Regions from separate parts of the Homo sapiens genome. Here region 1 is linked to region 2. Evidence: chromatin loops called from intact Hi-C (ENCODE). Cell type or tissue: CD4-positive, alpha-beta T cell. All regions are shown on one strand. Links, peaks and the distances in the headings refer to the core of each region. The heading gives the core; the rest is flanking DNA.

Region 1 (16,317 bases), core at 4,096-12,095, 590 kb before region 2:
ACTAAAAAATGCCGTTTTAAAAATTTTCAGACGTTATTCCAAATTGATTTCTATAGTCCAAAAAAGAAAACCCTCTCAACTTTCTTCCCAAGATAGAACGTCATGATTCTAACAGCTTTAAAATTCTAGTTTATATTGTCTGCAAAGCTGATTTCTTATTATTATGTGCATGTTATACACATATATATAGATTTTTGTCTTTCTTTTACATTCCAACCAACCCAAACATTTGGGGGGAAAAAAAACACAACTCTCTTCGTGGAGAAAAGCAGCACTCATTCTCTGGCTGTTACGGCTGTAACATACATCACAGCTGTAGAATGCAGGACAAGGATTTGGGGCATGCATTTGCATATCAAGAAGCCAGGATTCAAGATCCCAAGATTCTGTCCTTCATTCTGCAGCTTCCTCACTGTGAGCTGTGAGGCATATTACCAACAATACCCAGACTTAAGGGTCTCTATAATGATTAGAATAATGCTGCACTTCCTCATCAGGGGGCTCCAAAGCTCAGTCAATGTTTACATGAGGCTTCTAGGTGCTTATTTAGCAAGCTGTGGACCTTCAAGACAGGAAACACATCAGCCTCTAAAATAAAAATCCAGGCAGTAATGTGCATAGTGAGCTCCAGGTCTATTGTTTAAATGCCAGCCCTGCAAAAAGGGCACTGGTTATTTTCTCGTCTTTAATCTAATGCCCTTAGTGATTCAAAAGTTTAGCTAGGGAGGAAAATGCAAACATTTCAATCATGAGTGTCTATGCATAGTGAAATTATGGGGTTTTGGGCTTTTTCATTATACTGTTCTGTATTTTCTAAATTGTCTACATTGAATACATATTACTTTGAAACTTAAAAATAGTTAAATAAAATATTTTATTGTAAAAGATTTTTTTTAAGAAGCTAACTAGGATAGACTGAATTATCAGTTCCAATTCTTTACTCCCCTGAAGTAACATTACAGTCAGCTGTCACATCCAGATTCAACGAACTGTGGATCAAAAATATTCGGAAAAAACATAAATATTGATACGATAAAAGTGATACAAATGTTAAAATACAGTACAGCAATTATTTATAGAATATTAATATTTACATTGTATTAGGTGATATAAATCACCCAGAGATGATTTAAAGCTTACAGGAGGATATGCATAGGTTACATGCAAATACTACACCATTTTATATCAGTGACTTGAGCAACTATGAACTTCGGTATCCTGGAACCTGGAATCTGTGGCTACTGAGGGACAACTGTATATACAGTCATGCATTGCTTAGCAAAAAGTATACATTCTGAGAAATGCTTCCTTAGGCAATTCTGTCATTGTGCAAACATCATAGGGTGTACTTATGCAAACTTAGATGGTGTAGCCTACTGTGCAACCAAACTACAGGGTATATAGCCTATTACTCCTAGGCTACAAACGTGTATAGCATGCAACTGCACCTAATACTGTAGGCAACTGCAACACAATGATCAGTATGTGCATATCTAAACATAGAAAAGCTACCTTAAAATATAAAAGATAAAAAGTGGTACACCTGTATAGGATACTTGCCATGAATAGAGTCTGCAGGAATAGAAGTTGCTACCAGGGAGTCAGTGAGTAGTGAGTGAATGTGAAGACCTAGGACATCACCGTAGACTTTAGAAACAATGTACACTTAGGCTACACTGATTTAAAAGATATTTTTCTTTCTTTAATAAGTTAACCTTATCCTACTGTAACTTTTACTTTATAAACTTCTTAATTTTAAACTTTCTGACTTTTGTAATAACACTTAGCTTAAAATACAAACACATTGCAGAGCTGTACAAAAACATTTTCTTCTTTATATCCTTATTCTATAAGCTTTTTTTTCTATTTTTTTCTTTTACTTTTTAAACTTTTTTGTTTAAAAACTAAGACACAAACACATTAGCCTAGGCCTATGCAGAGTCAGGATCATCTAGACATTACCATATAATAGGAGCTTTTCAGTTCCATTATAATCTTATGGGACCACTGTCATATATATGGCCCATCACTGACCAAAATGACTTTATGTGGCACATGACTGTACCTGCATCCTGGACAAGGTATCAAGTGAAGTGTGCTTCTACCCCTTGTCTCTGGGCTTCACCATGCCGTTTGCATTAGCCAATATAAAATTAGCAGATATGACACCAGCAGAACCTTGAAATGTGCCTGTACAGGAGAACTTGCCCTCTCATGCTCCTGTCTTTCATAAGGAGATGATGCCTTTGGTAGCTGCTGGTCTAAAGAAGAAGGTAGACACATAGAACAAATCTGGACCCAAACTGCAACCTGGAACCAAGCCCAGTAGGGCCCAGAGTGACCTACAGCCAAACCCCAACTAACCTATAGCCATCTGAACAAGAAAAAAATACTTCTTGTTGTCTACCATTGAGATGTTTGCAGTTATGCAACATTACTGTTGCTGACTGATACACCACCAAATGCCACAGAAAAACTCGGGTTCAAAAACTATCTCGTGGATTAAGCTGCAGTGTACAAAAAAGGCCATAGCATCCTTCACTTGCCCATTTTTAAAGGAAGCCTACTCAACCATCACTCCAATTTGAGAAAATTCCTTAGCAGAAAGTAATTGTTTTCCTCCTCCTCAGTAAAGACAGATGCTCCTCATCTTACAGTGGGGTTACATCCAGATAAACCCATCAGAAGTAAAAAATATCTTAAGTCAATAATGCATTTCATACCCCACTAAACTCATCATAAAGTTGAAAAGTCAAAAGCCAAACCATAGTAAGTGGGGGACCGTCTGTATACAATTATTTAATTACAAATACAGTAAGTCTTAGGTAGTATGAGACACTATGAGACCATTTAACAATGGGATTTCACATTAATATATTGTGAGTCTCTTTCAATATTAAAACATATTTTTTATAATATGACCTTTAATGTTTACAATTGTTTTCCATTTTATGTGCGTACCATAATATGTTTAAGCAGTATTCATTTGCCAGCTATTTAGATAATATGAAATTTTAATTATTATAAATGGTACTGCTTTATATATAACTAAGGTTAATTCTCTTGACATATGACTGTTTCCTTGTGATGAATTCTGAGAAGTCAAATTTCTGGGTCGACCAATGTGTGAATTTTAAGGTTTTAAATATGTACTAATTGCCTAGTTTTACTTTATTTTTACAATTAAACGACTGGGAGCCCTACAGATTGAGCCAACCACAAATTTTAACTGAGTGAACAATTTTCCCACCTAAGATTCACTCCAGTTAATACTGCTGGAATTAAGAGTTTATTTAAAACCTACTAGGTACTGACTATGCTAGGAACAGTGTAGCAGTTGTGAGCATGAACTCTGGAGCCATGATGCCTGGGTTCAAATCCTCGCCTTCTGTTGTGAGGACTGTGACCTCAAGGAAGTTACTCAACCTGCTTGTGCCTCAGTGTTCTCATGTGTAAAATGAGCTAACAGTGTCTCCCTCATAGACACACACAGATGTTATAAGGATTAAATAAGCCAGTAAATATAATTCCCTAAACACAATGCCTGCTACACAGTAAGCTTTTAATATTAGCTATCATTATAAGGGATAAATATATAAATTGATCACAGATCTTCCTTTCAAAAAGCTAAAAGTTTAGTGAACCTTATCAAGGATAATTGGTTGGCAAAACTGTCCAACCATAAACTAAAAATCTTTGTTTTAAGGAAAGCAGAATGCTGCCAAAGAAAAGATCCTTGGATTAAAACAAAGTAAAACAATGAGAAGGTGGTCAGTTGTTAAGTAACAGATTAGATCAGGCATGGGCCTCTGATGGAAAAACCAGTAAGACTTATTTTAAGTTTAGCAACAGGGTATGTCCCAAGATGAGATCACATGTGATTATTTGGTTACCTAAAACTAGTGGAAAACACATTTTTTAAAGATCAGGGAAGATGCTGTCTTCTCTGTGCTCCAACATCTGACACTAGCCTGACATGAACACAGTGCCTAACACCAAGTAGCAAGCCAGTCGATAAGGGTACCAAACTCATTTCCATGAGCCCATGCCACCCATCAACTCCAAATCCCCCCAAATTCAATTAGTTATGCACATAATACTAACAGCTGCCTGGGCTAGCTGCTTTGTGTATATTATTTCATTAAATCTTCAGCTAAACCATACAGAGGAACAATTAAAAATGTTTTTTTCATATTCTAATATAATTTTCAAGGAACTGTCTTCAAAAACAGGCTGACGTTCGATGGATTTTTTTTTTAGCTCTTCTAAGGACTATTAAACATTTAAAAAAATTATCTGACCAAAGACTTAGTTACCAAAAGTAATTGTGTAGCGAACTAATTGTCTAAGGATTGACTTGCTAGAGCTGTTAAAATTATGACAAGAGAATCAAGTCCGGCTATTTATTTTCAAAGCTAAAGGCCAAATTTCATGTTTGAGATCATATATCTGATCAACAGCCATACCCTTGCATTATTTTAAAGCTTTATGTAAACTGCTTTAGCAAAAATGGATAGAATAATTACTGCCCCTCCTATCTATCAAAAATAGTTGAATCAAGGTAAGTAAATTTCCTAAGTGAAATTAATAAATAAAAGGATGAGTCTTTTAACCTTTAAGATTTAATTTTCTTACCTACAAGAGAATAATCTTTGGGATCTCCTACTTTAAAAAGCAAATAGTCTGCATTTATGAAATGAAAGCAAAGAAAAATATCCTAACAAGCATTAGAAGAGCATCAGTAAACTCAAGGGAAAAGATTTGCCTTAAACTGCAGCAGTTTTTTTGATGAATTTCTCCCCCTTGGCCTGAGGTAGTTTGGCCTTTTGTTCCAGCAGAGTGGCACACAGGGTCAGATGTCCCAGACTCCACTAATCATGTGGCAGTAGCACTTCTGTTCCCAGAAATTTCATCTTCAAAACGTCAAAATCCATAGTTCTCCAAAAAAAAAAAAAATGAGTAATTCAACTTACTTTCCAGGCCATTTTTAAACTGGTAGACAAGACCATCATGTAGAAAGAAAACTCTGTTTGGGGATTTTAAGAAACAAAGTTCCGTGAAAATATTTATATCTAGAGGAAAAAGTACTCTGATGAAATAACAGAAATCCAGCTTTCAGTGGTATATAGTTAATAACATACAATTTTAAGTGGTGAGTTACCTTTTAAAAGCTAGGCTTTAACTTATCTTAATTTGGGTATTTTGCAGTCAAAAATAATTTGTGAGTTTTCTGGATTTGAAAATTTCTCAATTTTAACAATGAAATTTAAAAAGGGGTGAAAGAATTGAACCAATACTTCACGAGACACAAATAATTGTCCAATAAGCACTTGAAAAGGTGTTCTAGATTATCTAGTCACCAAGGAAACATAAATGAAACCCACAATGTGATACATCTATGTAACACTGAAAATGGCTAAAATTTTTAAAACTGGCAATACCACAGGTTAGCAAGAACGCACAGCAATTGGATCGTTCATCCATACCTGTCAGGAATGTAAAATGGCACAATTTTAGAAAACCGTTTAGCAGTTTCTTTTCTAATTTTATTTTTATTAACAAAGAATAATTTATACATATTCATGAGGTACTAGTGATGTTCCAATCATATAATGTATAGCGATCAGATCAGGGTAGTTAGCATATTCATCATATCTCAAACATTTATCATTTCTTTGTGTTGGGAACATTCAATATCATTCCTCTAGCTATTTGAAATTATATATATTTGTTAATTACAGTTATCCTACAGTAGTATAGAACACTAGAACCTAATTTTATAAAGTTAAACATACGCTACTAACACACGCAACAACATGGGTGAATCTTAAAAACATCACACTGAGCAAAAGAATCCAGACCAAAGGAGTAGATACTCTGCTTCCATTAATGTAAACCCCTTGATAAGGTCTATCTAATCTATAATAACAGAGCAGATCTATGGCTGCCTAGGGCCAAGGATTTGGAGTTGAGGGTGGAAGTAGAGGGTGGGTTTGACTAGGAAGAGCATGGGAAACATTTTATATCCTGATCACGGCAGTAGTTAAACTGAGGTATAAATTTGCAAAAATCCATCCAAACATAAACTTAAAATTGGGGATATTGGCCGGGTGCGGTGGCTCACACCTGTAATCCCAGCACTTTGGGAGGCCACGGCAGGCAGATCACGAGGTCAAGAGATCACGACCATCTTGGCCAACACGGTGAAACCCCGTCTCCAATAAAAATACAAAAATTAGCTGGGCGTGGTGGTGTGTGCCTGTAATCCCAGCTACTCAGGAGGCTGAGGCAGGAGAATCGCTTGAACCTGGGAGGCGGAGGTTGCAGTGAGCCGAGATCATGCCACACCACTGCACTCCAGCCTAGCAACGGAGCGAGACTCTGTCTCAAAAAATAAATAAATAAATAAATAAATAAATAAATAAATAAATAAATAAATAGGGGATATTGTCACTGCATGTAAATTATATTTCAGCAAAGTTTATTAATAAAATTTTCAATTTAACTGCTTTCTGGATTAGATAAGATTTTTATGAAATGGTCTGCAGAGGCAGGCCCATTCTTAAGAAAGCTGATTACATGTGGAACTCTGGGGCCATGCAGGACCTTGTAAAGAAATGCAATTCCTTCTCTCATCCAAGCCGCTGCGACTCACCAGTCAGGGCTCCTCCCAGGCTCCCTCGCCTTAGCTGTCTTCCATCCTCACTCAGCTGTCTTTTATACTTCAGTGATTTTCCAGGGCCAGAAGCCACATCTGGGTTGCTGCATTTCCGAAACGGCATGGGTGGAGGGGATAATATGTGGTCAAGCTGCAGAAAGAGGAAGAATGGCATCACTGGCTAGGGCATCAACACAGCCTAGAATGAAAGACCAATCATTCACACTTTTTCTTCCTTTCTTTTCCTTCTCAAACTCCATTCTCCCAACACTGTGTTCAATTTTGCTACGTTAGAGAATTTAGAATTTCACTGTCACATCTTCCTTCCGAAAGAGAGTCTGGCTTGCTGCAAAATCTCGACAGCAGTGATTTTCAAACTGTGGGTCACAGCACATTAGTGGGTCATGAAATCAAGTTTGGTAGATTGTGACTGGTGTTTTTTAATGCAATAGAACAGAAATTATCACAGTCCAATGAAGAAAGGGAAAGGATTGTTTCATGAAATGTTTTATTCAGTTATACGTGTATGTGTGTGTATCCTAGGTCACTATATAAAACATGTCTTTCTGTACATGGTCTCCCCCAAAATTGAAGATTGTCGCTCTGTAGAGAAGCAATAGATCACTCTCTTTAGTGGGTTACAAAAGAAAATTCACATATTGCTCACAAATATATGTTGTACAGGAGAGAAATTTCTAAGTACCCTAGCCCTTAATGGAAATCAATACATCCCTACGTCACTTTATAGCTTTTTAAAAGAAAACCTGTCACAAGAATCAGAGAAACCAAAGTCACTTCAAGAGACAGCATTCTACAAAAGAATCCCTTGTGTCACAACACTTATTTCAAGATCTGCCTGTTTTTGTAAGAAAGCCTCTCATACTTAATAGAGCCATACCATCTAAAATGTTCACCTTCAAGTAAGTACATATGAATATGTGTCTAAGACAGCTGCAAAGGACAAAAATTTTCATATACACCTACATACTTCCAGTTAGTTATTAAAGATCCCTCAAAAAAGTACATAAAAAGGTTAACTCTGTAGAAATTTAAAAACAGAAGAGTCAAGTAACATTATTCAAAGCCGGGCATTTTAAGAGCCGCTTCACTGAGATTTGTTTTGTTTTCATGGGGAAAAGAGGTGATCACCTGGTTATACTTGTCAAATTTTTTCAGGTGAAGATTATCATGGATGTATTTATAAGAAATAGAAATCTGGAGACTAGGTCATCCATTTTGTCTGTCCATGCACTGCATCATATTCAAAGTCATTGCACAGGCGGAGCGCAGTGGCTCACATCAGTAATCCTAGCATTTTGGGAAGCCAAGGCAGGAGACTCTCTTGAGTCCAGGAGGTCAAGTCTACAGTGAGCCATGACTGCAGCACTGCACTCCAGCATGAGCAACAGAGCAAGACCCCATCTCAAAAAATAAATAAAAAATAATTAAATAAATAGAAATATTTATTTCTATTTATTTAATAATAATAGTTCTATAAAACTATTACACAAAAGGAAATTTGATCCTGTTTATGAGCAACCCTTCCCAAGTTAGTTGAGATAGAACAGACCTCATCGGCTTAGCTGCTAAAAGATTCCCCTAAGCATAACTGTATTCATTAGTAAGACCTAACACCTGGATTTCAAGCACTTCTCTGTAAGTACCATCTCACACTCATTGCCGGTCAGTATTTTAGTGAGAGGCCCTTGAAGAACTAGCAGCCCATCCACTCCAAGATCAAAGCCAGATCAGTAGGAAAAAGGGACTCCAGAGTGCACTTGGGAAAAAGGAAAAAAAAAAAACACACCCTTTCAAATGCAGAGCTGAACTTATCACAAGGTATTTGTCGAGGGCTGCTGTTTATTACATCAGTGTCCTATTTAGGAGGGCCTCCAAGGAGAAGTTTCCATATAGCCTCTAGAAAATGCAGAACCAAATCACTGAGTTCATCTAGAGTCAGATCATTAAAGAATGTAGAGGTTATTTTTGCCTCCTTTTTGGCTCCATTTTGTGCTCATACCCCAATTATTTTTTCTGCCAATTTTTAAATTAGAAACTTTTCAGAAAAACATTTGCAACTACAGAAAAGTTACAGGAACGGTAAACACCCATATTCTCAGTGGCGAGTTAACCTTTTGTCACACCGTTTTTGCTCTCTCTCCTCTTCACACATGCACGGGGACTGTTGGTTGCAGGCAGTATGATTCTTCACCCCCCTCCAAATACTTCAATACTTCAACATGCCTGTTCTAAGAACAAGAATATTCTCTCAAGTTCTCTTATCCTATATTCTATGTAGTCTTATAAGGTGTCTCAAATCTTTTGTGAGCAAGGTAACGTATAAATACCAGGAAAAATGTAACATAAGATTATATCAGGTAGACTTAACATTAAAAAATTTACTTTTACATCACAAGACAAATCTGCAGCCACAAGGTGGCAATGTGCCATAGACATTGAACAAAATGTTCCATAACAGCTACTATTTAATAGTCCTAGTAAATGCACTAAGAATGGATGCCTACCCTGTGAAGCAATCAAACAAGTTAGGGTCCATTCTACTTACTTATTTTCTCTTAATTATGAGTGACAGCTGCATAAAATACAAATATTTCTCATTTAAGGTTCATCAGCATCTGCTACTTATTTTTCACCTGATGTTAAATTTTTTCAGCTTGTAGAATTACAATTAATTACTCTGGGGAAGACTGCTGTATCACAAATTAACAGCGGGTAGAAAAACAAGCAGAGGAAAGAAGATAATTCCTAAATAGGAAAGCCATAAAAGACATGAAACAAATGTGGAAGAAAGAGAAGGAAATCAAGGAGAAAACAGAAAAAAAACCTAATTCATCACATATCGCACATATATAGACATGAGCTGTTAGTCCACAAGCCAAGGTTTTTAATCAAAATCACAAGAAGGGAGTATTATTTTAAATCTGGGAAAACTGAGGCAGTGAACTGTGAGGGCTGCCAATGTTTCAGGCACAGTATGAGCAGAAAACCTATAAGCATAGTGCAGTGCTCCAAGATCCCATTTCCTCTTCACATCCGATCACACTCCCAACAGGCTCTCTCTAAATAGATCATTTTTCCAAATTTGCTCTGTTGTCAGTGGCTTTACTATTCTTTCTACAATTAGTCAAAGCTTCTCAAAACGGTCCACTGCAGCCCTGCAATTTATTTTTCATTTTTTGTCCTGAGTCAAATACTCATGATCCCTTTTAAGACACTTCATCACACCCTAGAGCTTATGGTAGACATCAAACATGTCACTTTGGACTTCGTCCTTTAAATGATTCCATTTTAATGTTTTCCAACTTTTCCAGACTCCCAAAGTCTTCATACTACAAGGAGTTGAACTAAAGACAGAGGCTGTCTTGAAACTTTCACTGATGTTCAAGGGCATCTAAGCCTGGGCATGATACCCCTGCTTCAAATACTTGTGGTTCCTCTCCCTAAGCAGGCTGTGTACTCCTAGAGGGCCAGGTCCTACTCCGTGGTCACCTACATGCTGCTGGCCACAAAGTATCTTGCATTGAAACAGCAATATGTCCTTACCTCATGCACCAATAGTAAATACTGATTTGTGTGACTGGATTTGCTTAAAATTTCCTACGTTAGTTCTTACCACCTCCAACAAGAGCCATAGAAAATTTGGAAGGATTCCTTTAATATTATTGAATGCAGAAGTCAGACAGGGGCACAGGACACCACCTACAAGTGAGGGATGTACACCCGCTCTTGCTAGCAGTTTATCACAGGAAACATGTTAGCATCTTAAGGGATAAAAGGTATATAACCAAGGGAAGTGTGAGGCAGAATTGAAAGAAAGTTTCCAAAACTGTCAGTTCTATAGAAATGCCAATCACCAGAATTCTATACCTAGATTTTCTGTATTTACTGCCCCCACCCATTATATGCTGTTTTACAAATTATCAGGCTGAGAAAAAAACAGATCCTCCACGATGACATTGTGGCTTGGCCATATCAATGAAGATGAATTAAAAGCACATAGTTAACATTTAATAGCAATGTACTGTATTCTTGAAAATCACAGAGTAGATTTAAGTGTTCTCACTCCCCAAAAATAAGCATGTGAGGTAATACATATGTTAATTAGCTTGATTTAGCCATTCCACAACACATACATATTTTAAGACATTATGATGCATATACATATGTAGAATTTTTATTTTTCAATTAAAAGAATAAATTTTAAAAAGTAAAAATGAAGGCACATCATTTACAAGCCTCGATCTAATTTTTGTTAATGTCTCCGCCATCACCATCACGACCATCTGCAAATAAGCACCACAGATTTCTTTATCTACGGCTATATGCCCTAGTAATACCACCCATCTGTCTATAAAAAGGCATATTAGAACTGTCCACAAACAGAACTTTCAGCCTCTTAACTGACAATTTTCTCCGACCTCATTTTCAGACACTTCTATTCCCAAGCACATGGGTTCTGTAATTCATAGTTTTTAAATATTAACAGTGGTCATATAAGCAGAAAGAGAAAGCTTTTTCCAATTTCAGTAAATGGCAATTCTGTTTTCTCTAGCTACTCAGGTCACAAAATCTTTCAGTTGTTCTTAACTTCTCTTTCACACTCCATATCCAACTAGTAAATCCTCCAGGCTCAACTTCCAAAATACACCCAAGATCACTTCACCATTTCTATGCCTACCACCCTTGTCCCTGCCATCCCCTTTCTCTCTTGCAATAGCATCTCAAGAGGTCTCTGTGCTTCCATCCTCTCAGAACCACAGCAGTGACCCTTCTAAAATGAAGCCAGATGCTCCAATTCCACAGCTGGAGTCCTTCTCTCTAGTCCCAGCTCCTGCCACTCCACTCGATCCACCTTGGTCTCTTGCCAGACCTTGGATGCCCCAGGCTCTTCCCACCCAGGACCTTACATTTATCATTTCCTCTACCTGCGACACATTCCAGATATTAGCTATTGTGCCCCCTCTGTCCTCTGGGTCTCTATTCAAATGTCACTCTTCCTGGGATGCCCTCTGTAAATGCCTATGTAAAACAGCACGCTCAACCTTTATTCCTTGTTCTTATTTTTCTTCAGAGCATCTATCACCACATGACATATGAGATCTTTGGTACTTGTTTCTTGCTCTTCTCCCCCTGCTAAAATTAAAGTTACATGAAATTATGCACTATATTGTTTTGTCCACTGCTGTATCCCTAGAACACTGCAAACTACATAAAAAGCACCTGTAAATATTGGTGGAAAGAGCAAATCAATTGCAAATCTCTGATATGTACTTTAAAATATAACAGGAAAAAAATAGAAAACACATGCCATAAAGGGCTTTAATTATTGAAAAAATAGAATAAAATTATATTAATTGTTATTCAAGGTGACATACTGGAAACTAAAGTGAGTCTCTAGTATTTTGAAAAACTGAACACTTCATGTGTGGAAAAGACCCTTAGGTTATGGCAAACCACATCATTTGAAAGAATCTGTTCCATATACCAAACTAATATGCTAATTTTTGAACACAGCTAACTCCAAAGGTAATTCCTAAATAACCATTGAACTTTTTAACTGTATCCCTGCTAGCATATATATTTGTCCAAATCAATCCAATCTTTTCCTACTCCACTCCTCTTCCAGTTTTTGCCCATTCAGTATGATATTGGCTGTGGGTTTGTCATAGATAGCTCTTATTATTTTGAGATACGTCCCATCAGTACCTAATTTATTGAGCGTTTTTAGCATGAGGGGTTGTTGAATTTTGTCAAAGGCCTTTTCTGCATCTATTGATATAATCATGTGGTTTTTGTCTTTGGTTCTGTTTATGTGATGGATTACATTTATTGATTTGCATATATTGAACCAGCCTTGCATCCCAGGGATGAAGCCCACTTGATCATGGTGGATAAGCTTTTTGATGTGCTGCTGGATTCGGTTTGCCAGTATTTTATTCAGGATTTTTGCGTCAGTGTTCATCAGGGATATTGGTCTAAAATTCTCTTTTTTGGTTGTGTCTCTGCCTGGCTTTGGTATCAGGATGATGCTGGCCTCATCAAATGAGTTAGGGAGGATTCCCTCTTTTTCTATTGATTGGAATAGTTTCAGAAGGAATGGTACCAGTTCCTCCTTGTACCTCTGGTAGAATTCGGCTGTGAATCCATCTGGTCCTGGACTCTGTTTGGTTGGTAAGCTATTGATTATTGCCACAATTTCAGAGCCTGTTATTGGTCTATTCAGAGATTCAACTTCTTCCTGGTTTAGTCTTAGGAGGGTGTATGCATTGAGGAATTTATCCATTTCTTCTAGATTTTCTAGTTTATTTGCGTCGAGGTGTTTGTAGTATTCTCTGATGGTAGTTTGTATTTCTGTGGGATCGGTGGTGATATCCCCTTTATCATTTTTTATTGCGTCTATTTGATTCTTCTCTCTTTTTTTCTTTATTAGTCTTGCTAGCGGTCTATCAATTTTGTTGATCCTTTCAAAAAACCAGCTCCTGGATTCATTAATTTTTTGAAGGGTTTTTTGTGTCTCTATTTCCTTCAGTTCTGCTCGATTTTAGTTATTTCTTGCCTTCTGCTAGCTTTTGAATGTGTTTGCTCTTGCTTTTCTAGTTCTCTTAATTGTGATATTAGGGTGTCAATTTTGGATCTTTCCTGCTTTCTCTTTTGGGCATTTAGTGCTATAAGTTTCCCTCTACACACTGCTTTGAATGCGTCCCAGAGATTCTGGTATGTTGTGTCTTTGTTCTCGTTGGTTTCAAAGAACATCTTTATTTCTGCCTTCATTTCGTTATGTACCCAGTAGTCATTCAGGAGCAGGTTGTTCAGTTTCCATGTAGTTGAGCAGTTTTGAGTGAGATTCTTAATCCTGAGTTCTAGTTTGATTGCACTGTGGTCTGAGAGATAGTTTGTTATAATTTCTGTTCTTTTACATTTGCTGAGGAGAGCTTTACTTCCAACTATGTGGTCAATTTTGGAATAGGTGTGGGTGTGGTGTGGTGCTGAAAAAAATGTATATTCTGTTGATTTGGGGTGGAGAGTTCTGTAGATGTCTATTAGGTCCGCTTGGTGCAGAGCTGAGTTCAATTCCTGGGTATCCTTGTTGACTTTCTGTCTTGTTGATCTGTCTAATGTTGACAGTGGGGTGTTAAAGTCTCCCATTATTAATGTGTGGGAGTCTAAGTCTCTTTGTAGGTCACTCAGGACTTGCTTTATGAATCTGGATGCTCCTGTATTGGGTGCATATATATTTAGGATAGTTAGCTCTTCTTGTTGAATTGATCCCTTTACCATTATGTAATGGCCTTCTTTGTCTCTTTTGATCTTTGTTGGTTTAAAGTCTGTTTTATCAGAGACTAGGATTGCAACCCCTGCCTTTTTTTGTTTTCCATTTGCTTGGTAGATCTTCCTCCATCCTTTTATTTTGAGCCTATGTGTGTCTCTGCACATGAGATGGGTTTCCTGAATACAGCCCACTGATGGGTCTGGACTCTTTATCCAATTTGCCAGTCTGTGTCTTTTAATTGGAGCATTTAGTCCATTGACATTTAAAGTTAATATTGTTATGTGTGAATTTGATCCTGTCATTATGATGTTAGCTGGTTATTTTGCTCATTAGTTGATGCAGTTTCTTTCTAGTCTTGACGGTCTTTACATTTTGCCATGATTTTGCAGCAGCTGGTACCGGTTGTTCCTTTCCATGTTTAGTGTTTCCTTCAGGAGCTCTTTTAGGGCAGGCCTAGTGGTGACAAAATTTCTCAGCATTTGCTTGTCTGTAAAGGATTTTATTTCTCCTTCACTTACGAAGCTTAGTTTGGCTGGATATGAAATTCTGGGTTGAAAATTCTTTTCTTTAAGAATGTTGAATATTGGCCCCCACTCTCTTCTGGCTTGTAGGGTTTCTGCCCAGAGATCCGCTGTTAGTCTGATGGGCTTCCCTTTGAGGGTAACCCGACCTTTCTCTCTGGCTGCCCTTAACATTTTTTCCTTCATTTCAACTTTGGTGAATCTGACAATTATGTGTCTTGGAGTTGCTCTTCTCGAGGAGTATCTTTGTGGCGTTCTCTGTATTTCCTGAATCTGAACGTTGGCCTGCCTTGCTAGACTGGGGAAGTTCTCCTGGATAATATCCTGCAGAGTGTTTTCCAACTTGGTTCCATTCTCCGCATCACTTTCAGGTACACCAATCAGACATAGATTTGGTCTTTTCACATAGTCCCATATTTCTTGGAGGCTTTGCTCATTTCTTTTTATTCTTTTTTCTCTAAACTTCCCTTCTCGCTTCATTTCATTCATTTCATCTTCCATCGCTGACACCCTTTCTTCCAGTTGATCACATCGGCTCCTGAGGCTTCTGAATTCTTCACATAGTTCTCGAGCCTTGGTTTTCAGCTCCATCAGCTCCTTTAAGCACTTCTCTGTATTGGTTATTCTAGTTATACATTCTTCTAAATTTTTTTCAGTTTTCAACTTCTTTGCCTTTGGTTTGAATGTCCTCCTGTAGCTCAGAGTAATTTGATTGTCTGAAGCCTTCTTCTCTCAGCTCGTCAAAGTCATTCTCCATCCAGCTTTGTTCCGTTGCTGGTGAGGAACTGCATTCCTTTGGAGGAGGAGAGGCGCTCTGCTTTTTAGAGTTTCCAGTTTTTCTGTTCTGTTTTTTCCCCATCTTTGTGGTTTTATCTACTTTTGGTCTTTGATGATGGTGATGTACAGATGGGTTTTGGGTGTGGATGTCCTTTCTGTTTGTTAGTTTTCCTTCCAACAGACAGGACCCTCAGCTGCAGGTCTGTTCGAATACCCTGCCGTGTGAGATGTCAGTGTGCCCCTGCTGGGGGGTGCCTCCCAGTTAGGCTGCTTGGGGGTCAGGGGTCAGGGACCCACTTGAGAAGGCAGTCTGCCTGTTCTCAGATCTCCAGCTGCATGCTGGGAGAACCACTGCTCTCTTCAAAGCTGTCAGACAGAGACATTTAAGTCTGCAGAGGTTACTGCTGTCTTTTTGTTTGTCTGTGCCCTGCCCCCAGAGGTGGAGCCTACAGAGGCAGGCAGGCCTCCTTGAGCTGTGGTGGGCTCCACCCAGTTCGAGCTTCCCCTCTGCTTTGTTTACCTAAGCAAGCCTGGGCAATGGCGGGTGCCCCTCCCCCAGCCTCGCTACCGCCTTGCAGTTTGATCTCAGACTGCTGTGCTAGCAATCAGGGAGACTCCGTGGGCGTAGGACCCTCAGAGCCAGGTGCGGGATATAATCTCCTGGTGCGCCGTTTTTTAAGCCGGTCGGAAAAGCGCAGTATTCGGGTGGGAGTGACCCGATTTTCAAGGTGCGTCCGTCACCCCTTTCTTTGACTCAGAAAGGGAACTCCCTGACCCCTTGCGCTTCCCAAGTGAGGCAGTGCCTCGCCCTGCTTCGGCTCGCACACGGTGCACGCACCCACTGACCTGCGCCCACTGTCTGGCACTCCCTAGTGAGATGAACCCGGTACCTCAGATGGAAATGCAGAAATCACCGTTTCCTGCGTCGCTCACGCTGGGAGCTGTAGACCTGAGCTGTTCCTATTCGGCCATCTTGGCTCCTCCCTCAGCACATGCATTTTAAAGACTCATCCAGTATGCACATGCCCTAAGGCCAAAGTTCATTAGTTCAAAGGGATCACCAATGTCAT
Region 2 (16,317 bases), core at 3,608-11,607:
ATTTCAAGCACATCATCAAACTGTATATATTGAAATAAAAAAAAAAGTAAAACAATACAAAATTCAGTAACTAGCATTTTTTAAAAGAGCCTCCAATGCTTATCTCCAGTCTTTAGGGATAGTACAAACTTGGATCTTTGATGTTCAATTTATTTGCAATGGTTCTTGGCAAACACTAACAGACCACATGACAAGTGTGTCAGCCACCATGGAAATGCACAGATTTTAGAAGATGAGTTTGGGTAACATCTGTTATTTTCATGATGTCCATGCTTTATTTTCTTACTCAATAACAAGATGGCCACAAAGTCATCTAACAACTGGAAAAGCTGTTAGATCCTATCTTCATGCTCAACTAGATTTCTTTCCTGTTTACATCTTGTTGAGAGAATTAAAAGCTTTGGATTTGATTCCAGCATTGAGTGCAGAGGTACACTTGTCGGTCCTATACTGCTTCTGTTTTGGTAGAGAGGTTTTCTTCATTCAGCTGACAATTCCCATTGTGCTGTATTTTGTTTTCCTCAGTCCTTGGTGCATCCTTGTCATCTACTTCTTTGCTCACACTTGAATCTGGTTCTTTATTGTGCTCTTTCTCCTACAATGAGTAATTAAGGTATGCATTTAATATTTTCCTCAAGAACTGCCTGCTATGACGACAAAAATGTGAAACTTTATCTTTTGCAAATTTAAAAAACTGGGTATGATTTTCTCTCATTACGTTTTCACACAAAATGAATATGCAAACACTATCAATTTCCCCTTTGTGTTCTCATAAAAGATGGACAATCCATGGAAATTAAATTAGAATTGGTGAACAGAAATTTTAAGCAAGTGCTCAATAAATGTTGCTGACAGACTTGAAAAACGGAGACAGATCTATTGAAAGAGTGAAATAATTTCCAAGGATGCCAGGATAGATTTTTAATCTGCAAACCAATGCAGCAAAAATAAGGAAATGTGGAAAAGGAAGTCACTATGCCTCCTGGAAAAGGCTGTTCAAGAGCACTCCAATTTCTACCCTCAATTTAAAAGAGTTAAATGAGAACAAACAGTGCCCGGCACATCGTAAATGCTTAATAAATGTTATCAATGTTATTGATGATGATGATAATCGTCTATCAGTATTACAGTACATAAAACTATAAGATAGATGTTCCAAAATTCATAATTTCCAAATACAAATATACTTTACCAGTGTAAGTAACTTAATTCACAACTACTTGAAGTATTTATCCAAGTGACAAAAAAGCTCACTTGGTGGAATGTGGTTTTCCATTAGGTATTCTAACCCAACAAACCTAATGTTAACTACACAAAGTCTTTTCAAACTTGCTGAAACATAAATTGAGGAAAATGGCATCAGGCAGAAATCCTATCTACATAAAATCAAATACATTTGTTACTGTTGATTTCTTAAATTTTTCTTATTGCATGCCATGTTAGGATTTAACTTAGTTTTTTTAGTTTTAATTGGCTCTTATCTCTTCAACATTTAGTTTTTTTAAATTACCAATTAAATATTTTAAATATTTTAAAATGCCATAAAATGCCAACAATGTACAAGACACTGTTCCCCAAAGAGCTTTCAGTCTAAAACCATTTGTATGCAATAAAGAACCATTTCAAGTGCCAGACACCGAATGACTGCTGCTTACTTTAAGTGAAGTACTGTTCTTCTCCAACTTCTCCTTCCCATCTCTATCATTAGAACTCTTTCTCATAGACGTTGAACGTTCTCTCTCTCTTCTTTCACTGATGTGGTCCCTTTCTTTTTCTCTCTTTTTATCCTTCTTATTTCTGCTATAAGAATATTGATATGTCAGTTAAATTCTAAGAAATTGTAAGATCTATTATATTCTTGACAAAATATCCTTTTCTAACACTGGATATCTAAAATAATGCATTGTTAATAAGCATCAACAGTAAGCTGGTTTGCAAAGTAACATAAATGAGCCCTACAACCTGACCTACCCCACCCTTACCCCAGTTAGTTTCTTAAGGATACACAAGTCATTTTGGCAGAGGCCACCATATGTTCTCATAAAACACTATTTGGCATAGCCTATTTAATAGTTTTCGAATATTCAATATTTGTTTATGTACTGCAATAAGGAGAAAATAAAACCAAATGAATATGTATCCGCCTCATTTCGCAAAGAGAAACAAAGGAAAGACAATCAAATGATTGGTCAATTACACAGGGTGAATGGGAACAAGGCAGATGGAATGGAGACAGGAGTGACATTTTCTGAATGTATCTTTTTGTCTAATTTCAGTTCATAAGAGAAAAGTTTTGACTTTCCTGGGTAAAGTATTTGTTTCAAAAATACAAACATGGCCTGCATCTATAGTATCCTAAGCCTTCCGTTATTCTCACAAAAGCCAAAAACCTATAAGCAAATAAACAAAAGACCCCTCTGCTGGAAAATCACAGAAAATCACCTAAAAAACCATAACCAATTAGTAAGGCAGTGGGATTAAAAAAATAAATATACAGAAATCAATAACTTTCCTATGTACAAACCTAACCTCCAATTAAACATAATGAAAGAAAATACCTCATTTCCAACAGCAACAACAACAAAAATTTCTAGGAATTAAGAAATGCATAAAGCCTGTATGAAACAAACGATGAAATATTTCTGAAAACACTAATGATGGCCTAATAAGATATACCACATTCCTTGTCTACAGCCATATCACCCTGAGCATGCCCGATCTCATCAGATACACCATATTCCTGGACAGACGACTTGTCATCATGAATCTTTATTAATAAACCTGTTTATCAATTTTCCCTAAGTTAATTTATAAATCGAATGCAACTGTAACACAAATCATCAATAGGTTTTATTTCTGGAATGCAGACAACTGACTCATGTTCAAGCAGAAAAATAACCACTGAAAGGAAAGCTAACTATACTCAAAAAAGCAATGAGGGGTATAGAGAACAGGCCTTGCCAAATACTTAAAAATACGGTATAATCTCAATAATTAAAAGGGTGGGACACTGGCACATGAACGGCCAGTCAAACCAATCCAAGGGCACAGAAGACCCAGAAATAGACCCAAACACACAGAAAAACACAGCACATGACAAAGGCAACATATCAAACTAATGTTAGAAAAATTGAGTTTTTAACAAATGGTACTGCAACAACACGGAAGCATTTGTAAAATAAAACTGAACCCATTTGCCATATTGTACACAAGAATAAGACTCTAACCAGAGATTTAACTGCAAAATATAAAACCATAAAAGTACAAGAAGGAACAATGGGAAAGTTCTATCATAATCTTGGAATAGGAAAAGCCTTTTATCAGTTTTTGACTCACATAAGAAGTCATAAAAGAAAAAGAGAAAGTTATTTTAAAAATGAAAAACCTTTGTAAAATCAAGTCTCACAAACAATTTTTTAAAAGAAACAGCAAACTGAGAATGTTATTTATAATCACATCACTAAACAATAAGCTCCCTAATATAAAAGAGTTCTTGGAAATAGAAAAGGAAACAAAAAGGCCAACAGGAAAATGGGCAGAGTATACAGACAATTCGCAGAAAAAGAAATACAAATGGCTTTCAAATCTATGAAGTGGTCACTTCTCTCATAATTAAGAGTGCAAACTGCTGCCAACTCTTATAGAGGATAATTAGGAAATATCTCTCAAAAATTACAAACATGCTTATTATCTAACTTAACAATGCCATTTCTTGAGATTTTTCCTACACACATGCACACTAAAAACAACTTAAGTCCAAAGCTATTCATTACAGCATTACATAATTTATGGTAAAAAAAATTCAAAAAACCCCTTCTACTGTAGCCTAGTTAAAAAACTAAGGTATGGCCATACAACGGAAGCCTACGCAATTATAAAAAGGAATTGAAGAAGCTCTCTCTGACCTGGTAAGTTAAGTGACAAAAAGACTTCCTGGTAGTTAAATGACAAAACCAAGGGCACAACAGTGTGTATTCTGTGTTGCTTCTTGTATTAGAAAAAAATGATACATTCTCATCTTGTTATCTGTATATGAAACTGGAAGCATATACAAAAAAACCTCACGAAGTCATTACTTCTGGGAACAGTGTAGATGGGCAAGAGTGGAAATTAAGACTTCCTGATACATAACTTTTATCTTTAATTTCTGAATAATGCATATGTATTATTCATTCAAAATATAAAGTTTAAAAAATAAAGAGAGAAATTTAAAATTTCAAAAAATATTTATTGCTTTCTCCTGTTTAGTTTTAGCACAAGCTCCCAACCTACCTCCTGGGGGACGGAGATCTAGAAGATTTCCTTTTTATGGTTTTTGATGTTCTTGGCGATCTGGAAGAACTCCTGCTCCTCCTCCTACGCCTTTCCCTGAAAATCAAAAACACATCATTTTTAAAAACAGCAATTGAAATAAACGGCAATTCAAATATACAAAAGCAAAAGGGTCCTTGATATTCTCATATGAACAGTATTCTTTAGAGGCCAGTTTAAACTTATGTCCTTTATGAGCATGTTCAATTACCTAACTTTAGAGTGGGTCAAATTATGAACCATAAATTTTACAGACTGATGAAAACATCATCTAAGACTTCATATTAGGAAGAGTAGAAGACCTCCTCCTTTTCACCTCGTTTATTTGAACAATTTCTTCAGTAGAAAAAATATTAATGGCGTGGCGTTTCTGCTTCTCTCAAGTGTATTTTCTCAGCAGCTAAAACAAGTTTTGCTTATCAAATCCTTTGTCATGTATCTAGCTCCTTGCTGCCCCACTGTGGATTATAACAAAGTAACAGGCCCTTTTCAAAAACTGAAACATAAACTGGCTTGTAAAATGTGAACTTTCTATACCCAATTATCAACAATGTCTACTTAAAAAGCATTTACATTACTATCATTTTAGAGAGAAATTGCTTTTCCCTCCAACCTCCTATCATTTCATTACTGTTGTTCTATTAATTTAAAATTTAGTGTACAAGTTGCTTAGATGTAAGCAAAACAGTTACAATCTGAAAAGTAAATATGACAGGAATAATTATAAAATAGATTACGTTATTATTATTAAAAACCATTTTGCTTATCAGATTAGCAAATGATACATATTCTAAACTACTTCAACTCAGAAACAATGAACTTCACTAGGTCTATAATTTAAGGGATATGGTACGAGGACATACCCAATGATCTATCTCACAAGTTCTGATAATCAGTGACCACATAGCTAAAAAACCAAATCCTCTGGAATTCATGTTATCCTTACCATTTCAGGAAACTGATTCTAAGAGACTAATAAAATAATTTAAGTTTTTCATTTCTAAAATAAAAAATGCTCACACGGTATATATAATATGTATTAAAATACAAAGCTCAAGAACTCTGAGAACACAACTCAATTCTACCTCTACCTAAGACTCTCTCCTCCATTACCCACTTTTATTCCCAAGACACTCCACAATTACACTTCTAATGTGGAAATTAGATACATTATTTGATTACATCAATGACATTCTCTTAACAGCTCAGCCTAAGAACCAAAAATACTTTTTTCAAAGCATGTGAATGTCAGCGTATTCCAGACTTTAAGATTACACAAAATCGCTCTGCCTTTATCAGTGTAATTCTTTTACTTATTTGTTCAGAAAGCACTATGTACAAGTGGATGTCTAATACCTACTAGCTGACGATAATGAGAGGAAAGTCTCCATAGACAGCAATCTAGACAATTACTTGAGAAAGAAATTGTATTAACAACTAAAGTTGGTGAGATTTAGACTTAAATTTGAGTTATACACCTTACCCAGCTATACAACCAGGATCATATTACTTAACCTAATCTGTTTTTCAACTGAAAAATAAAGACAATTAATAATTCAAGTTTTATTAGGTTGTTGAGGATTTAGGATAAAATCTGTAATGTGCAAAGCATAGAGTGTGACACAGAGTAGGTGCTCAATAAATATTGTTTTTTCCTTCCCTTTCTTGGTATCACCTTTAATGACAGTAAATTTAAGCATTAAAAAATTATTTAATATCATTTTCTTTAAAAGTATAAATTAGGAGACAATGTTAGAAATAAAAATATTAACTATTTTTTGAACAGTTAAAATATTCTCCATTTAGTAAACAAATCAGAACATTTGAAAAGCAGAAAAATGCTAAAAGACAAGAAATTGTAACTCTTGGCTGGGGGCGGTGGCGGCTCACGTCTGTAATTCCAGCACTTTGGGAGGCTGAGGCGGGTGGATCACCTGAGGTCAGGAGTTTGAGACCAGCCTGGCCAACATGGTGAAACCCCATCTCTATTAAATAAAATACAAAAATCAGTTGAGTGTGGTGGCACACGCCTGTAATTCCAGCTACTCAGGAAGCTAAGGCAGGAGAATCGCTGAACCCAGGAGGCAGAGGTTGCAGTGAGCAGATATTGTGCCACTGCATTCTAGCCTGGGTGACAAAGTGACACTCTGTCTAAAAAAAAAAAAAAAAAAAAAAAAATTCAAAGAAATTGTAACTCTTTACCAAGCTCTTCTGAAAGCATGAAACATTCCAAACTGCTGCCTTTATAAACTAATGTCAGTCATCTTTTATTCTCAAGGCCCCAGTTGTTACTGAAGAATGTATTTGAGCCAGGTGCAGTGACTGATGCCTGTAATCCCAGCACTTTGGGAGGCCAAGGAGGGCAGATCACTTGAGGCCAGGAGTTCAAGATCAACCTGGCCAATATGGTGAAACTCCATCTCTACTAAAAATACAAAAATTAGCCAGGCATGGTGGTGCACACCTGTAATCCCAGCTACTCGGGAGGCTGAGGTACAAGAATCACGTGAACCGAGGAGGGGGAGGTTGCAGTGGGTCAAGATCATGACACTGCACTCCAGCCTGGGCGATGAGCAAGACTCTGTTTCAAAAAATATATACATATATATTTAGGAATGAATGTGAACACTTGAACTTTCCTCTACACCAAACAACTTAAAATGGCCCGAGAAAAAGTTAAACATTCCCATGTCATCAAAAAAAGTAAATTCGTTATTAAAAAGGAATGAAAATAGTATTTGGTGCTGTGAAAGGTAATGTCTAAACAATCACAGAAACACAAAGGCATGTGTGACACAGAATCAATAAAATCACTTTGCAGTAAAGGTGTGGTTACAAGGCTCAAACCAGTACCCACAGCAAAGGAGGTTACATTAATTCTTCAATCTGTGGTTCAATGTGCTGAAATCCAGCAGTGATCTGTTTATTTTGAGCCTTGTTTTAACATATACTACTGCTTTCAACTTTATGCTTCTGAGGTAGTTTTTAAAAGTAAGTACAAGTACTAGAGAATTCTCAAACTTAATCTCTAAAATAAAGGAAAAGGGCTACTATACTTCTCATACAGAGCGTCAGCTTCCTCATGTTTTAAAACAGTGATGATAATAATCTTCTCCCAGGCCTGTTGTGAGGATTAAATAAGGTGAGACATGAAAAAGTCTACTGACATCATGTCTGGCATACAGTAAAGTGCACAATAAATGTCTACGATTATCTTTTATTATCTAGTCAAAGGCTGGTATTAAAAATAAACTACTAAAGCACAAGTTTTAAAAATGGGAAACATATATTCCTTTATCTCAAATTATTTTCTATTAAAAAACCATCTTTAAAAATCTTCAAAAATTTGCTAATATATATATTTAGTATTTTTAAGATAGTGTAGTATAAGTTAGGAACTTCCATTTACAGTCATGGTATCATCTGAAGTAAAGGATGTGGGTTTAGATAATCTTAAATCTCAAAAGTTGTTCTCATTGTACAGCTGTTACTATGGCAACTTGCTGCCACCTGGTGGTAGTAAAGCTATTAATAAACTGAAATCACGGTCCTAAGGAAAAACTCTAACCCTTAAAACTGACAAAATAAAACACGACCAAAATTTAAATGTTATGCACTTAACAAAATAAGGATAAAAATTAACTTAGGTGACAAAGAGGGCTAACACTGCAACTTCAGCAATCATTTTACATATTAAAATTAATCACACCATTCAAAAAAAGTTCAGGAAAAAGCCTAAGACGCAAATTCTTAATGTGCTTTTTAAAAAAAGTACCTTTCCCTGCCATCCCACCCTCTAAGAAAATAACAATTATTATTATTCTATTAAAATAGTGGTTACAAAGAATAGCTAAAACTCTTCAAATAATGTTGCCCAGTATCATCTCTTTCCCCACTCTGCTAGAGAAATGTTTACTCTGAAATTAGGAGAAAATGTTCTTATATTACTTTACAGGTTCCACTTGCGTACAGTAACCTTTTCTCCCTCCGTAAAAAATTTTGTTTCCAATTGTCATCAGCAAATCCCTTTGTAAAAATTTTAAGCATTATCAAACCTGCTGGAACTACGAGATCTTCGCGATGCATTGTAACTCCTGGGTGGTGTTCTGGATTTTTTATCCTTCTTTCTTTTTTCATCTATCTCTTTGGATCTGTCTTTTTCTCGTTCCTTTTCTTTGTCCTGTTCCTTTTCCTTCTCTTTGTCTCGATCCTTCTCATGCTCTTTTTCCCGTTCTCTCTCTCTGTCCTTTTCCTTGTCTTTTTCCCGGTCCTTTTCCCGTTCCTTGTCCCGGTCTTTGTTTTTACCCCGTTCCTTTTCTTTTTCACGTTCCTTTTCCCTCTCTCTCTCCTTTTCCCTGTCTTTCTCTTTCACTCTTTCCTTTTCCTTGATCTTTTCTCGAGTGTCTTTTCTCTTGTCCCTTTAAAAACAAAAATAAATAAATTCATAACTAAAATAGTTCTACCTCCTCCAAAAAGACCTCTCTCTCTTCAACAATTACCAACACAAGACAATTTATAGTACCTACAGACATTTACATATACATTTTTATATAGCTCAGGTGTACAAGAAGCTGCTAAACAAAGCTATTCATACTACGCAAGCTGAACTGAGTAGTTTGGAAACCTCATGAGTCACACTGACATCAGATTCAGATCACTGGCAATCAATATTAATCCTAGATTACTAAAACAATAAAAAAGGTTTAATTTCTCTCATTAAAAACCTAAACCACAACAGATTTTTAACAAATGAAGCCAATTAAAATATTATCCCTTAGCACTAACAGAACTCTGAGGAAAAAAAAATTATTGTTAATTTCTCTAAAACTCACCGTGAATGCGAACGACTCCTTGACTTCCGTCTCTCCCTTGATTTAGAGCGTTTTTTATGTGGGCTCTTAGATCTACGTCTGTCTTTCTGTCTTGAACGTGATCTATTATGGGATCTACTCCTAAAGAAAAAAAATTGTTAGAATATCAAAACTTAATTTACGATCTTTCAAACAAGAAAATTTAAAATCTATCCTAACAGTATTTAACAATATTTTAAAAATTTCTCTTAAATAATACTTTAGTTACATAATCTGAAATACATTTACTGGAAACTTTACCGGATATTTCATTGTCTAGAACAGAGACAGAAACAAAGAATTTAACAGTTATTTCGTATATTTTCAGATGTGGCTTTTGCTAGTCATTTTATGCCTCAAATCAGTATAGAAGATTTTTCCCTGTTGACTTGCATGTAATCTGGTCATAACACATCATGACAGGGAGTAGTGGTTACGTGGTTGAGTAGTTCCTGTGAATGTGTGCTGTCTGTCATAACAAACAAAAAGAATATATAAAAGGAAGCACAGTCCTAATGACAGCGCCACTGTGACAGGAAAATAAAAATCATTACTCATAAGTTAAAACTAGATATAATCAAATATTGGATTTGCAATGCCTTGATTTTATAGCTGTAACTATAATCATAGCTACCAGTTGAGTATCCCTTATGTGAAATGCTTGGAACCAAAAGTGTTTTGAATTTCACATTTTTGGAGATTTTCGAATATTTGCATTCTATATATACACACGCATAAAACTGGTTGAGCATCCCAAACACACAACTGAAAAATCCAAAATGCTCCAGTGAGCATTTCCTTTGAGCATCACGAAAGCGCTCAAAAAGTTTTGAAGCCTTTTGAATTTCAGATTTTCAAATTTGTGAGTCTCAACCTGTATGAAAAGAAACTGTTAACTGCAGGAAACGTTTAATTGCAGGAAAAGTAACTGTTATTCCAATTTGGACTAGGCCCCCTTTCTCACTGAAAAAGTTTTTTGAGAATGTGATTTTTTTCATAACGAGGTATCCTAACTGCTTATTAAATTGTAACAAAACAGATGTACACAACTTAAATAGCAAAGTGATTAGACTCAACAGCTTTGGAGTCTGACAATCTGGCTCTGAAAGTCAGCTCTGCCACACGCTACCTGTGAGAACTCTGGCTAGTCACTTAACCTCTCCAAGCCTGAGTTTCTTCCTCTATAAAGTGGAGTAGCAATCATACCTGCATCTCTTAGGGCTGTCATGAGGATTACAACTGATGATGTATGTAAAACTGCGTAGTATTCTCTAGCACAAAATAAATGTTTAAAAATCTTAACTCTCAATGTCATCATCATTAAAAGTTAACATAAATGTAAACTTTATATCCTTATGTACGTATTCCAAGGAAGCTGAATGAACTTCTATAAGTATCCTTTATACAGCTAAAACTCATCTTGATAGTCATGTTTTAATAAATTTAGAACAATTATCAGTAAAAGAAATATAGTTGGGCTGGGCACAGTGGCTCACACCTGTAATCCCAGCACTCTGGGAGGCCGAGGCAGGTGGTACTTGAGGTCCACCTGCCTTGAGGTCAGGATTTCAAGATCAGCCTTGCCAAACATAGTGAAACCCGTCTCTACTAAAAATACAAAAATTAGCTGGGTATGGTGGCATGCACCTGTATTCCCAGTTACTGAGGAAGCTGAGGTGGGAGAATCAACTGAACCCGGGGGGCAGAGGTTGCAATGAGCTGAGGTCGCTCCACTGCACTCCAGCCTGGGCAACACAGCAAGATTCTATCGCAAAAAAATAAAAGAAAAAAGAAAAAGACCATGTTTTGTGGTATGCTTTGAAACCAGAAAAACCTCCAAATAATCCTCATTAATAACAAAATCTTTTGTTTTTAAACACATTTTTCAGTTAGTCAAAATTCTGATTAAAATACTAATCAACATTACAAATCAAAATTTCAATAGCTAATTTCCATTTAAACTACTCATCTACTATTTGGCTGTAAAAATAATATACAATTGTCTTCATTCCATATTTTTTTTTTTTAGCCTCACTTGGTTCAACATACCACATTATTTTTTATTTTATTTTTTTCCAAAGACCCTAGATAAGAAATCACATACCATGTTTTTAATACAAGAAGATAATTCATAGCTTGCTGAAATCTTTATCACTAGTACTTAAGAGCCATGAAAGTTAAGGAGTAGATGTTAAGGCAAAACTGCAAAACTGAGAACATTATTAGTCCGTTTACAGATATCCACATAGGGTAATCTTTTAAAGTGCCTTTGCTTCTACATACTTAATAAAAAGTCTTACTATAAGATTTCTGTTTTAAGTTGTCCTTGCTAAAAATATAATTCTTTTGTTTTCCTCAAAGCAATGCTTTCCACCAACCTTAAGCAAAACTTATTTTTAAAAATTAAGTATAACTCTCATAAATAAGTTAATAATAAAAAGCACTGATCACTTGGCTTCCAACCTTACCCTGCAATTGAGATGTCAAAAGACAGTGACTAAGAGTAATTATTACATTTTAACTGTGACGTTAAATATTTTCACGTCAATCTTACCCACTAGTAGTTTTCTGATTAAGAATGCTAGAAGTAGTCAAGAGCAGATCTAATCTAACTAAAGATTTATCATTAACTCTCATTTTTAATGCGAAATTGTATTATTCTGAATAATGCAAAATCTTATTTTTAAATTAAACTGTAAAAAACCAGCAACTTACCATTATGCTGCATCAAAGTTCATTTGTAAATCAGTTGTTTTCCATTAAAATATTATAAAATGTCTTACAGTTCCTGTTCTAATCTATAAAGGTTACTTAAAATTATAACAATTATAGTACTATCCATCTTTTCTATGTCTCAATAAATAAAACAGGCATCAAAACTTGGATAAAATGGAAACATACCTCCCTAGTCCTAGCCAAGGTCACAGTGACAAGAAACCCCTTCCTCTCTCTAACCATAAGAAGCGGAAGGAACAGGGAAAGGCTGTGGGGGAGGGTTGGGAGGTAGGAAGCATGGCTCTAGAAGCATTTGAAAATGGTGAAAAAGTAGAAGGTGGGCCTTTAAGTTAAAGGGTTCCTGCAACCCACGCTCATGCTAAGTCTAATAGGTCAGGGTGAGATTCAAGGACAACAACTCCCACTAGCAGAGGAGGAAATGTCAAGAAAGGCCTATCATTCCCTTCCTGATTTCTGGGGGATAGTGGGATCCTTCCAGGTCAGAATCTTTAAGTTAAATGTTTTTAGGTAAGGAATTTTTTTTTTCTCATTTAAAGATAACTCATTCTCTCTTTTGTATTTGTTCTTGAACTTAAGGCTACATGTTTCCACATGCATGCACAAAAACAGAATATGCTGACAAAAGTATGTATGTATGTATATATGTCAGTTAAGAACATGTATACCATGCCTATAATCCCAGCACTTTTGGAGGCCAAGGTGGGAGGATCGCTTGAGCTCAGGAGTTCAAGACCAACCTGGGCAGTATGATAAAACCCCGTTTCTACAAAAAATACAAAATTAGCCAGGCGTGGTGGTGCGTGTCTGTGGCTTAGCTACTCGAGAAGCTGAGGTGGGAGGATCACTTGTGCCTGGGAGGTGGAGGTTGCAGTGAGCCGAGATCAAGCTACTGCACTCCAGCCTCGGCAACGGACTGAAACTGCATCTTGGGGGGGGAAAAAAAAGGAATATATATACATTATTTCTAATGCTACGCAGACATTGTGTGTACATCTGTATAGACATATCTACATAAAGCACATAAAACTTCACTTAGATGATCAAAGAAACAACAATTTTATTCATCATCAAGTTTTGTCTTGTTCCAGTCTTGGACATTAGCTCTCTCTTACAATCAACACAATATGAGATCCAGGTCATCAGTCTTCCTCAGAAAAGAAGTTGTAATATTACTCTTCAGCCCAATTCTATTATTTCCTTGATCTCCTTTACCCTCACCACATCCTGTCAACATATGGAAATATCCACAGTCTAGTATCACTGCAGCTTCTGTTCCACTGTCCTTTCCTGATTCTGGCCTCTGCTGCACTGCCTTATTCTTGTATGTGAAACAACCTCCTTCACTTGGTTCTGAAAGTGTCTTACTGTAAGTCCTTGGATAAACGCAGTAAAACCATATTCCAAAGGAGATTTTGCAAACTAAGAATAGACAAGTATACACTAGTATATCTGGTGTATACTTGTTTACTAGAATCTAAGAAAGAACATCCTATTTTTCCTCATTCTTTGAATCTCCTTGATCAACACACACACACACAAAAACAAAGTAAACTGAGCCTGCTGGTAAAACAATGTACAACAAACTGGTTCCTTTTCCCTCCCCCAAATCCTTTCTCCTTCTTTAAAATCCCAACATACACAGATACACTCTTCCCTCCCTGCTCTCTCAAGACATACATAGGAGTACGTATGTACACATAACATGCAATTAGGATCCACTATACATACTTTCACATTTCAAAAACAGCCCCCTCCGTACCTTAAAATAGACAACAAAATTTGTAACTTTAGTAATGATCTTTAGGGTACTTCCAATTAGGATGGTATTGCCAAATTTGCATTTTAAGGTCCCCTTTATACCAAAGACAAAGAAATGACAGATAAAGAAAATCAAAAGGACAAAGCTATGATCAAAAATAAGATAAACAGAGCTTAAGCAAAGTACTAAAACTGAAGCTGAAACTGCAAGTTACTCCTGTGTTTCAGGTCCAAAAGTGGGCAGAGGAGGCTCTTATCACCAGCAATACCAAGGACTCAAAGTGTTCCTTTGGATACGTGGTACTGAAAATAGGGAATTGCGTGAAAGATCTGGGGTGGTGCTCCCCAAACTTGGAATAGACTGGGAAAACAAAACAAAAAAGCTGCAACTTGAGCAATTATTTTCAGCATGGTCACTAAGGATGTTCCCTTTTCTCAATATGAAGAATGAAAACAGCTTTTGTCACTTCTATATAAAGACTAGTTTACTCTTAGAAAAATCTGGAATAGAGTATCTTTAGACACAAAACTAACTTCTAAAAATAAAGATAAGTTCAAATATTTAAAAATTAAGTATCATTAGACAAAATTTCATTCTCAACTACAGTATTACAATTAGAACAATATTTAAAGGTAACCACACTTCAGGTGTACACTACTAAAATTTCTAACTTCTGATATTTTGACGAAAACTCATAAAATCTTAATATTTTAAATACAAAACTAAAATAAAATTTAAATATGACAGCAGAAATTCTCACCTGTGTTTTGATTGTGATCTTTTCCTTCTAGAATGGGATTTTGAGCTAGACCTGGATTTTGAGCGAGTATGGGAACGAGATCGACCGCCTTTTCTTTCATTGCTCTTTCCAGACTCTGGGAGGAAAAAATCACTTTGCAGTGTAAGCTCAGAACAATTAAAGATCCCAGTTAATAATCAGGCACAAGTGGAATGTACCACATATAGTGCAAGGGGCCTACTCTCTGTACATCCTCCTCCTTCAGAAACATCCAAGAAAGTCATTGCATAAACTCGTTGAGTGCAGCCACCCTGCAGCAGTACATATAAACCAGATGATTATAAACAGCTGTTCGTAATATTTTGTTGCTGCCGTAACGTACGATTACAACATGTCTGTAATTCCTGTGACAGTGATTTTAAGTCCTTTCTCCACTTATTCTGCTAGAATTTGAAGCTTAAATTCTAAGTGTTGATTTAGAAAATCTGCTCAAATGTAAACCACCTAGATGTTTTTAGAATGGGTTTTTTAATTATTTTCATTAGCAACACAAAAGTTTAAATAGATGTTCTTTTACCTTACTAAAATACAGTATCTGTATTTTTTTCTAAATCACGGGCTCTCTTCTCTACTTCTAAAATTAAAATGTTGAGGAAAAGTAAACCTGCTGAGTCGTAACGTTTTAAATATATGTACTCTTTTTAGCCTTGCAATAACATTTTTGCTTTCAGCAAATCACTTGTGAGCACTGATTTTGCTATGAAAATACAGAGCTGATTAGCTCAGACTAAAGTGCCTCAATTCAGTATCACAGAAAGAGATAAAATATGGGCTAAGTTGTTCTTTGACATGAGTATGCTACTTACTATTTCTTGAGTTTCAGTCTTCTTGTTTGTAAAATGAAGTGACTGAACAAGATGATTTCTAAAATTCCTTCCAGTTCTAAGAGTCTATGATCTTTAAACTATGACCTATGTAACAACGTTATGTACTTACCTGGTTCAATAGCTGCTGAGATAAATGACTGAGCTTCTCGTACTCGCTTCATTACTTCTTCTAACTCCTTAGCTGCAGCCTGAGGTGTCATCTCAGGGGGTTTTACTATTGCATTGTTGGAGTGATTTATTCTAAATTAAAAATATTAGCATATCACAAATACACACCACATTTTATAAAACATGAAACAAACATTTATATGATACACATATTTATAAACGTGAGGACATCTCAGAAGCACGTAAGAATGATATACAGAATAACCAAAAGCAACCTCAAAACCATGATTAATCTCTCATCCCCACTTCCTATCATTCCTTGCGAATACAACCAAAAGCAGGGAGAAAAGAAAAATTGAACCCTAGCTAACTTAATTCAAACAGACTAGATGAAGTGCTTTTCCATAGCTTAGAATTAAAATAAATTAAAATGTTGATACCAATATGAAAATGAATCATTTCTATTTTCAAATCAAAAGATCTTACTGATATCCTGTACACTCTAGAAGAAGGGTAAGCTACCTGTATATCATCATATTATGTACACCATTTTAACCAACGCTGAACCATGGCTGAGTTAGACATAGCTTTGAATGTGCAAGGCATCTGAAAAAATTCTTCCTCTACTAGGTAAGAGTGACTTCTCTGATGCACATGAATGGATATTATGTGTCTTGCTTTACCCCTTCCACACTGGGAAGACAAGTACCCACTAAAAACTTATCCTTAACAGAAAAATCCTGATCAAATTGTATAACTAAAGCAATCTATGAAATTCAAGCAAAACTATATATGCCTCAACAATCTGCATGAAATAGAATTTCTGGTCTGGAGTATCTCGAAGGCCATTATCAACGTTTTACAAACAAGGATGTAAGCAAACCTCAAAAGTCAAAATTTCTGGTTTAAAACATTTCTGGGCACTTA

The links. Hi-C counts contacts between places; a loop is a spot of excess contacts. Peaks named below come from ENCODE experiments on the same cell type or tissue, not always from the same donor. Only the 100,000 strongest peaks of a DNase experiment are listed, where the experiment ranks them.
Region 1: a loop joins it to region 2, with 19 times the contacts of the local background. A loop is called at or near these places in 27 of 110 quality-filtered maps.

What each region holds. Positions count from the first base shown.
Region 1 is chr5:66,750,201-66,766,517 of GRCh38, reverse strand. It overlaps MAST4 (microtubule associated serine/threonine kinase family member 4), which reads right to left. Exons shown (of 29, transcript NM_001164664.2): 2 at 6,656-6,809. Among named protein-coding and RNA genes, the nearest start is that of MAST4, 160 kb to the right of the region's middle. In CD4-positive, alpha-beta T cell, for the core only: a CTCF peak has its summit at 9,081 (motif pointing right); a DNase peak (open chromatin) is centred at 9,097.
Region 2 is chr5:66,162,997-66,179,313 of GRCh38, reverse strand. SREK1 (splicing regulatory glutamic acid and lysine rich protein 1) reads right to left here. Exons shown (of 12, transcript NM_001077199.3): 6 at 15,392-15,522; 7 at 14,417-14,531; 8 at 9,144-9,263; 9 at 8,367-8,729; 10 at 4,273-4,368; 11 at 1,656-1,800; 12 at 1-595. The coding sequence ends at 446. Among named protein-coding and RNA genes, the nearest start is that of SREK1, 27 kb to the right of the region's middle. In CD4-positive, alpha-beta T cell, for the core only: CTCF peaks have their summits at 4,806, 5,109 and 7,798 (motif pointing left); DNase peaks (open chromatin) are centred at 7,163, 7,803 and 9,583; H3K27ac peaks cover 607 bases.